Linked DNA regions of Homo sapiens: all the other regions are linked to region 2. A link is a contact called in ENCODE Hi-C or POLR2A ChIA-PET data. All regions are on one chromosome and are shown on one strand. The core of a region is the stretch at or near the end of the contact, and the rest is flanking DNA. Distances in the headings are between cores, read along the strand shown. Region 1 overlaps LINC02323 (long intergenic non-protein coding RNA 2323). Region 2 holds the start of CINP (cyclin dependent kinase 2 interacting protein). Region 3 overlaps WDR20 (WD repeat domain 20).

The links. Hi-C counts contacts between places; a loop is a spot of excess contacts on that map. ChIA-PET counts read pairs that join two places held with the same protein, here RNA polymerase II (POLR2A). Pooled maps may share reads with other maps.
Region 1: a pooled map shows a loop between it and region 2 (5-fold over the local background). The contact joins the enhancer-like site here to the promoter of CINP in region 2. A Hi-C loop is called at or near these places in 6 of 50 pooled maps. POLR2A ChIA-PET finds 5 or more read pairs at or near these places in 2 of 52 experiments (RWPE1 and activated CD4-positive, alpha-beta T cell).
Region 3: a pooled map shows a loop between it and region 2 (4-fold over the local background). The contact joins the enhancer-like site here to the promoter of CINP in region 2. A Hi-C loop is called at or near these places in 4 of 50 pooled maps. POLR2A ChIA-PET finds 5 or more read pairs at or near these places in 2 of 52 experiments (MCF 10A and activated naive CD4-positive, alpha-beta T cell).

The regions. Positions count from the first base shown.
Region 1 is chr14:102,554,448-102,557,147 of GRCh38, forward strand. It overlaps LINC02323 (long intergenic non-protein coding RNA 2323), which reads left to right. Exons shown (of 3, transcript NR_146561.1): 3 at 263-1,379. Among named protein-coding and RNA genes, the nearest start is that of LINC02323, 11 kb to the left of the region's middle. RefSeq lists silencers at 688-757, 798-1,217 and an enhancer at 1,899-2,399. Within about 2 kb of position 1,269, at least 23 of the 41 ENCODE cell types and tissues checked have a DNase peak (open chromatin) inside an H3K27ac peak, as active enhancers do.
Region 2 is chr14:102,361,612-102,364,311 of GRCh38, forward strand. CINP (cyclin dependent kinase 2 interacting protein) reads right to left here and starts at 1,279. Exons shown (of 5, transcript NM_032630.3): 1 at 1,234-1,279. The coding sequence starts at 1,240. TECPR2 (tectonin beta-propeller repeat containing 2) reads left to right here and starts at 1,330. Exons shown (of 20, transcript NM_014844.5): 1 at 1,330-1,505. RefSeq lists silencers at 1,324-1,733, 1,774-1,863.
Region 3 is chr14:102,181,061-102,183,760 of GRCh38, forward strand. The region is part of intron 1 of WDR20 (WD repeat domain 20); the gene reads left to right. Among named protein-coding and RNA genes, the nearest start is that of WDR20, 43 kb to the left of the region's middle. Within about 2 kb of position 1,336, at least 2 of the 41 ENCODE cell types and tissues checked have a DNase peak (open chromatin) inside an H3K27ac peak, as active enhancers do.

The sequences.
Region 1 (2,700 bases), core at 19-2,518, 190 kb after region 2:
CTTGGGAGGCTGAGGCAGGAGAATCACTTGAACCCAGGAGTCGGAGGTTGCAGTTGAGCCGAGATCATAGCATGCCATTGCACTCCAGCCTGGGGGACAAGAGCGAAACTCTGTCTCACAAAAAAAAAAAAAAAAAAAAAAAAAGGAAGAAAGGAAGGAAGGAAAGAGAGAGAAAGAAACTACAGGGACTCTTGTTAAAAAATTATTAAGAATTTCAAGATGGCAACAGCAGCATATTAAAACCAAGTGTGGTCTCTTCTAGGCTCAGGACCCTATGGGATTGCACAGGTCGCAGCCCAAGCGCAGTACTTGCGCACAGGTCCCAGCCCCTTCCCTCTCTGGGACTTGTCTTCTGGCCCCTCACTCCTGCGATGAGCTTTTCTTTCAGCTGGTGAAAGGCCGCAGACTTCGAACCTCTGGGCCTTTGTCCAGGACGTTCCCTCAGCGCTCAGTGCCCTTCCTGGTGGCCTCCTACATCTTCAGATCCCGGCTGAGCTCTGCTTAAATCCGGGACCGGGTAGTCACTGGGGCAGCCACTTGGCTGGGGCGAGGCCACCTCGCTTTGGGTCTTGTCGCGCCCAGGCCAGCGCCAGCCCAGGCTTGCCATGGACTGGCTCCTGGGCGTTAGATGAATGAATCGACTCAACCCGGGCCGCCACGTTGTGTTCAGAACACCGACAGTCGCTCCCAGGCAACCAGCACCTGCTGCGCCCCGTTTCCAGCGACCTCCCCAACCGCGTGGACTCGCATCCACGTGCCCGGCGGGGCCGCAGCAGAAAGGCTCGGACCCCCCAGGACGATCGGCCGGTGGGGGCCGGTGGGGCCGCAGACTCGGGGGGCGGGGGGCGCCAGGCTTCCGGGTCCTGCCCCCGCCCCGTGGGGAACAGCAGGACGGCGCCGAGGCCGTTTCGCTTTCCTCCGCGCCCATTTGCCGGGAGGGGACCCCGTGCTCCGACCTGAAGGTGACGGCAGAGCCTGCGGGAGGCCTAGGCCGGTCCCGCCCTACGGGTCCCGGGGGCGACCCTCGCGCTGACATTGGCGTCCAGGCCGCGGCCCCTGCCTCCGCGCCCACCCACGCCGGGCCTGGCCCTCGCTCCCCCGGGAAAAGCCCCGCCGGCGGCCGCGAGAGCGCGGAAGCGCAGCCGTAGTGACCGCGAGACAAAGACCCGGCGGCGGGGGAGGCGGCGGAGAGACCCCGCCAGCGCGGAGACCCCAGGGAAGCTTCTCTGGAAGACCTGGTGCTGGTCCGCTCTCCCGGGACCTCATTTTCCTTATGTGGACAACGGGGGCGGGGTCACAGCAGCCCCTCGGGCTTATAGCCGGGTTGTTCTTTCCTTAAATCTCCTCCCTCTGCCAAAATAAAAAACCCCACAGGGCAAGGCGCGGTGGCTCACGCCTGTAATCCCAGCACTTTGGGAGGCCGAGGCAGGTGGATCACCTGAGGTCAGGAGTTCGAGACCAGCCTTACCAATTTGGTGAAACCCCGTCTCTACTAAAAATACAAAAATTAGCTGGACGTGGTGGCCGGCGCCTGTAATCCCAGCTACTCGGTAGGCTGAGATAGGAGAATTGCTTGGACCCGGGAGGCTAAGGTCAGTGAGCCGAGATCGTGCCACTGCACTCCAGCCTGGGCGACAGAGGGAGACTCCGTCTCAAAAAAAAGAAAAAAAAAAAAAAACCCACAGCGTCCCGGAGGGGCCTGAGGAGTTGTGAGGGGCCGCCTCCGCCTCCAGCATCTGGCATCTGGAGGAGGAGGCTGAGGCTGAGGTGAGGGTGAGGGTGGGTGACCCGCACCTGTCCAGGCCCAGGTTGCCTGCTCCCAGCTTGGGCTGGGCAGTGGGGCAGGGCCATGATCCCGCCAGTGCTGTGGTTAGCCCTACACCTGGCCTGGCTGAGGACAGCGAACCTGGCAGGTCCAACCTGGGCCCTCCCAGCCTAGGATCTCCAAGGCCTCGTCTCAGTCACCATCAGCTGCTCTAGGGTGCAGTGGGGCCCAAGGAGGATTGGGCCTGATCTCTGCCCCCCAGAGCCCATGGACCCAGGACTGGGCCCACCAGGCGTGTCGCAGGCATAGGGTCAGTGGCTTCTCAACAGCTGCTGGCCCCGGCGCCCCTCACCACCCCACCTCCACTGGTCAGAACCACCACACTGCCAGAGACTGGGTTTCCCTGCAGTTCTGACCAGTGGGGATGGGGTGAGGTGGAAGGGACATTGCTTGGCCGGGCACGGTGGCTCACACCTGTAATCCCAGCACTTTGGGAGGCCAAGGCAGGTGGATCACTTGAGGTCAGGGGCTCAAGATCAGCCTGGCCAACATGGTAAAACCCCATCTCTACTAAAAATGCAAAAATTAGCCAGGCATGGTGGTTTGCACCTGTAATCCCAGCTACTCGGGAGGCTGAGGCAGGAGAATTGCTCAAACCCAGGAGGCGGAGGTTGCAATGAGCCAAGATTATGCCATTGCACTCTAGCCTGGGTGACAGAGCGAGACTGTCTCCAAAACAACAACAAAAAAGGCAGAGGAGTGGGGAGTCTGGATGGCTCCGCTGGTCCAGCCCACCCCTCAGGGGACAGACTGGTTGACTTGACGGGTTCACTGAGAGTGCTAGGACCGGCCCCAGGTGTAGTGCCCTCCCTGCGGTGTCCTGAGGTAAAGCCTGCCACTCTGAGCCTGCTTTCTCTTGCCAGGAGACAGGACCT
Region 2 (2,700 bases), core at 29-2,528:
GCCTGGGTGACAGAGCGAGACTCCGTCTCAAAAACAAAACAAAACAAAACAAAACAAAACAAAATAAAAAAATGAAGTTTGGACTTCTAAGTATTAGCTTGGTGCAAAAGTAACAGATTTTGCCATTACTTTTAACAGCCAAAATTGCCATTACTTTTGCACCAACCTAATACAATGGGGAGTGAGCAATGAGCTCTGGATAGGGCAGTGAAATTATCTGATTTAGGTTTTTAGAAAGTCATTTCCACAGAGAAGTATTCCTGGATCCCCCAGGTTGGGTTACGACTCACCACTAGATATGTGGTACACCCTATAATTCTGCTATCATGATATTCACCAGTGGAGTGTATTTGCTTGTTTAATGTCTATATTCCCTGCTAAACTGGAAATTCGACTAGGGTAGGAACTATGTCTCGTTCTCTTTCAAACCTTCCACACATAGGAGGCTTTGCATAAAATGAGGTAAATGGAGGAATAGCTCTTACCACCTGTTCTATAATTGTCTAAGGGTTTTCCCCCCAACAGGAGATTCTGAGGGCAGGATCACATCTGATTCATGGTCAGCCTGACTCATACGGGGCACATATTTAGGAACCAAAAACATAACTGACTTCAAGAAACTCAAGGGCTGGTAAAGACAGACCAGTCATCAGCGTCACAGGACAGGGTAGGGTGAGGGCACAGTGGCTAAGTTACTTATCCCCTCTGAGCCTCGATTCCCCATCTGCAAAATGGGGTTGACATTACTTCATGGGACCACTGTGAGGTTCAAATGAGATGATCCACTTAAAGTGCTTGGAGCAGTACTCAGCAAACTGAGCACTAGGCGAAAGCCAGCTTTCATTACAAGCAGAATGTTCTGACTGAGGGCAGTTCAGAGAGGAGTTTCTGGACGAGATGAGCATGCAAGGCTTGGTACCCAGTGAACTCTGTTAGTACTAATTTATAGTGACAATAATTACAATTTGGATGTCGGATCTGCTGACACTCATTTGCGTATATCGTCCCGTTCATCTGTCACTGCACATGTGAAAAAACGGAGGCTCGGCAAAACTGTCTCCCGAGCAGCTCGCAGAGGCTGCGAGGGGCCTGCGGGCTAGGCTGGGGTAAGACAGAGGACCTCCATTTAACCTCATGTAATCCGGGGAGCTCCTGAGCTTCTGGTCCAACCTGCGGCCTAAGCAGTAACATTCACAGCCACCCCACCCCGGGAAAGGAACCGATCTCACGCACCTTCCATAAGGTCCACAGATATCCGTAGAAGGAGACGCGAAGCCCCGCCCACCCCACCGGAAACGCATTTGCGTCACGTCCGCCCCGCCCGCTGCCACTTGTGGCTCTGCCGCTCTAGCCCCCGGCGGAGCCAGCTGCTGCTCTTCGGTGCTGGCCCCGGTGCCGGCCCCGTTGCCCAGGGAACAGGCTCCCGGCAGCCCCCGCGGCCCGGAGTCCATCCCGCCTCCTCCGGCCCGGCGGGGCCGACGAGTCCGGAGGGGCTGCCGCGGGAGGTGAGTCCGGCGACGCCGCAAGCGGCCCCGACGCCCCCGACGCCCCCGACGCCTGGCCCCGAGCCCCTCCTCGGCCTCCCCCGGGCCACTCTTCCCTTGCCTCAGCCCCGCAGGGTCTCCATGCCCGTCCGCCCCGTCTCCCTCGCCCGCGGTCTCGCCCGCGCGGAGTGGCGGACACTAAATGCCACAACACACGGAGCGCCTGGCTCGCCGCCCGCAGAATCCGGCGGTCCGCAGCGGGGAACAGGGGCCGCCCGCCCCTCCTCAGGCCTCCGCTGCGCGTCCCGCGCCCTCGGCCCCCGGCCCCACCCTGCATCCCGGCTGCCGGTCTGGCCGCGGGCTCTGCTCCTTCGCCTTAAGATTGACGTCGTGTTCTGTCCCCCACTCGCAGCCCGCGTCCCTTACATCCGCCCACCGGCGCCTGGCCCCAGGCCTTGACACTCATCCAGTTGGTGTTCAGTGTTCGATGAGTGGATAAGTGAATGACTCCTTTCCCAATCCTATTTGAAGGCATGGGAGGCAGAATAGGTAGTAAGTGTTAAAGGATGGGGTGTCCTGGAGTCAGAGCCGGGCAGGTCCCAGCGGCCCCTTCCTAGCTCTGTGCTGGGGCAAGTGCCCTACCTCACTCCGCTCCAGTTTCATCACCAGTGGAATGGAGATGAGAATAGTTTCTACCTCTGGCTTGGTAAGAGGATTAAATGGGTCAGTGCATGTAAAGTTAAGCACGGTGCCTGCCGCTGTACATTTCAGTAAAGGGGAGCCCCTGCTGTCATCTGTGCTAGCCTGCGTTCTCGCCCTCTAGTCCCTTCTGATATGTCTCTGACTTCTCATGACTTTAGTTTCTCCTTCTCTACCTCCATTTCTCTTCCCTGCACTTTTTTCTTCCTCTCTTATTGGGATTCAGGAATTTTATTCTGTTCTGTGACTTATGTTCCATGTGTTGGCAGAATGTGGGATACCAGCCTGGGTGCATCCTTTTCTCATCTATTGGAGTGACCAGTTGCACTTGTGGACTGCCTCCTTGCAGCCAAGGTCTTGTAGACAGAGTTCTGGGAAATCTCAAAACGCAAATCCCAGGCATAGGTAGAATCTGGGAATGAAGCCACTGTAGCTCCTTGTGATCACCAGCGATTCCTGGTCTTTTAGGCTGCAGGACTTTGTGTTTTCTCACACCCAGCTATAATGTACCTTGATA
Region 3 (2,700 bases), core at 86-2,585, 180 kb before region 2:
GCAAGCAACTCATGTCTTCCAGTACAGTTGCTGTCTCCTGAAGAAGGCTGGCAGCATTCAGAACATAACTTATGAACTTTAACCAGATGAGTGTCATTTGGTTTATCCTAAATTTAATGAGTTTGGGTAAGTCTTCTGTAGTTCATGGCACTGTGTTATAAATAATAGAATAATTTCAGGTTCTGTCTGGTAGTTACTGTCTGATGTAGAAGCAAGAAGACCACAGGTGAGAGGAGAAGGAGACTGAGAAATGAGGGCTTTGGGTTAGATTACCTTAGTGCTCTTCCTAGTTTCCTGGGCATGGTGTACTTACAGTGAATGAGATCAGAGCTCCGAGTTGAGCTGCTGTGTTAATTGGTTGTATGATTTTAGGCAGTTAACTTCTTTGGTCTGAGTTGCAGCATCTTGAGAACAAGTGTGACTTTTTTTTTTTAATGACCATTCACCTGAGGTGACTTTTTAAAGTGCCACTCCAGCTTTATCTATTATCTGATCCCCTGATGTAAGACTTAGATTACATAAGATTTTTCCATATTATAAATATATTACAGAATTATTCACACTGGGAAATGAGTTGCTTCTGTAGTCTACTTCTTTGGGAATAGCTTTATATTTAACTTTTAAGCTAGTAGTTGCAAAATTTTAATTCTATATATTACGTCATATGAGACTGCAGTGCATTATACGAGATCATGAGTGGTAAGCTTAGCATAGAGCATAGCCATAGCATATGTGGAATTGTTGACAAGCGTTAAGTTTTGGATTATGGTTGATTTTAGCCTTCAGTGTGGAGCTTCCTATTCAGTTCTAAGTGGGTTGGCCTGCTAACCTACATTTTAAATACAGCACTGTCCCTTATTGAGACTACAAATACACCTCCTTTCCCTTTCAGTGTAATATTTTTATTTCAGGTTTCAAGATTTTAACTTCTAAATGCTAAAAATATTACTGAATACTTGAAAACAAATTTCACTGTGTAACCCTTTTAGCTGTTTCTTCTGGATTAAGGGTAGTGTAGGATTCAGTTTTCCTAGAATCTTTAGAAGACTGTAAAATTGGTGATAAATTCTCAGTTCAGTTCTTATGAAAAAGATATGGATTCATATTATAAATATATATTAGAGAAAAAATAGGGAGCTAAACTTGGAACAGATTGGATTTCCCAAAGAGGACTCTGGGGAAAGCTATCTTTATTTGCCACTGTAGCAAATTAAGAGCACACAGTGAACTGTTCTAACACTGAATGCCATTTGAAGAGTAAAACAAAAGAACTAGCCATGGCTTCCTCATCTGTTGCCTGAATGGTTGGCTTCTTTAAATAATTTTCCTGGCCTCTCTCCTCTCATTGAGTGATGTCACTGATGCCACAGAAAGATGAGTAATAGACTCCTGTGGTCTTAATTGGTGTGAAACTTTATGATTTGGCCTGTTTGGAATATATTATCATCTGTTGATGATATATCATTCCCATTCATGCATTTGCTCAGTGTTACAGTAAGCTTCCTTTTATTGTGAATTTTACTGTTCATCAAGTCACAGATTTTTCTGTGACCCTAATACCAAGCAATGACATGCTTTTAAACTACTAGAATAATTTTGAAATAGTTTTAGTAGTTTTTTTGGTTATTTTTTTCTATTAAAAAATTATATATAATATATGATTATTGACAAAAAGGCAAAAAATATTATCTAAATATTACCCCCTCTTTTAATGGTAGACACTTTTAATATTTTGGTGAATATCTTTTCAAACTGTTTTCTTTGCAAATATGTACATGTAAATAAATATATGGCCCAAACAGAATTAGACTTTTTTTATTCCATAAAATACATATATATACAGGTGGTGCATACCTGTAATATACAGGTGGTACATACCTGTAATCTCAGCTACTTGGGAGGCTGAGGCAGGGTAATCACATGAACCCAGGAGGTGGAGGTTGCAGGGAGCCGAGATTGCGCTACTGCACTCCAGCCTGGGCAACAGAGCTCTCCGTCTCAGAGAGAGAGAAAAAAAAAGAAAGTTGTGCCATGAACATTTTTTTTAGGTTATTTGAGGATATTCGACATATATGACAAATGACTAACAGCACAAGTGCCAAGTGAGTAGTTGCAGTGATGAACTAATGCTGTTGAACTTCCGATGAAGGCGAGATCAAAGCTTTTCCTCACACTAGTATTTGGAAGATCAGCTCTCTGTTACCCAAATTGATTTGAGGCTGTATTCTTCAGCTCACGCCTGGTTGGATCAGAGATTATTTGAATTACAGAAGCCAAGTCAAGCATTTTGGCCACTTGTTTTAGTAGCTGATCTCCATTAATGTTTAAGATATGTTTAATGTTCTCTCACTCTAGCTCTTTTGCTTCCTGTTTGAAACACAGCAGTGTACTATGTCCAAAATGCTGTCATATGATATACAATTACTGCTACACGTGTTGTTTATTGAAATTTTAGACATTACAGATTCAGTAGCTTGTTCTAGCTGACGCTGGGTGATTGAAAAGGGAGAAACAGCTAGATATGGTTAAAGGTGAAGTTGTAAGCATTATGAACCTTGGGCAGATCACCACCTCTTCCTGGGCCTCAGTTTCTCTGTAGGATGAGGAAATGGAAGTTTGTAGGCCCTCTGCACAACTGGGGACTTAGGGCCGTTTTCACTTAGGATGGGAACTCTTCTACCGATTGTTGCTTATGTTACT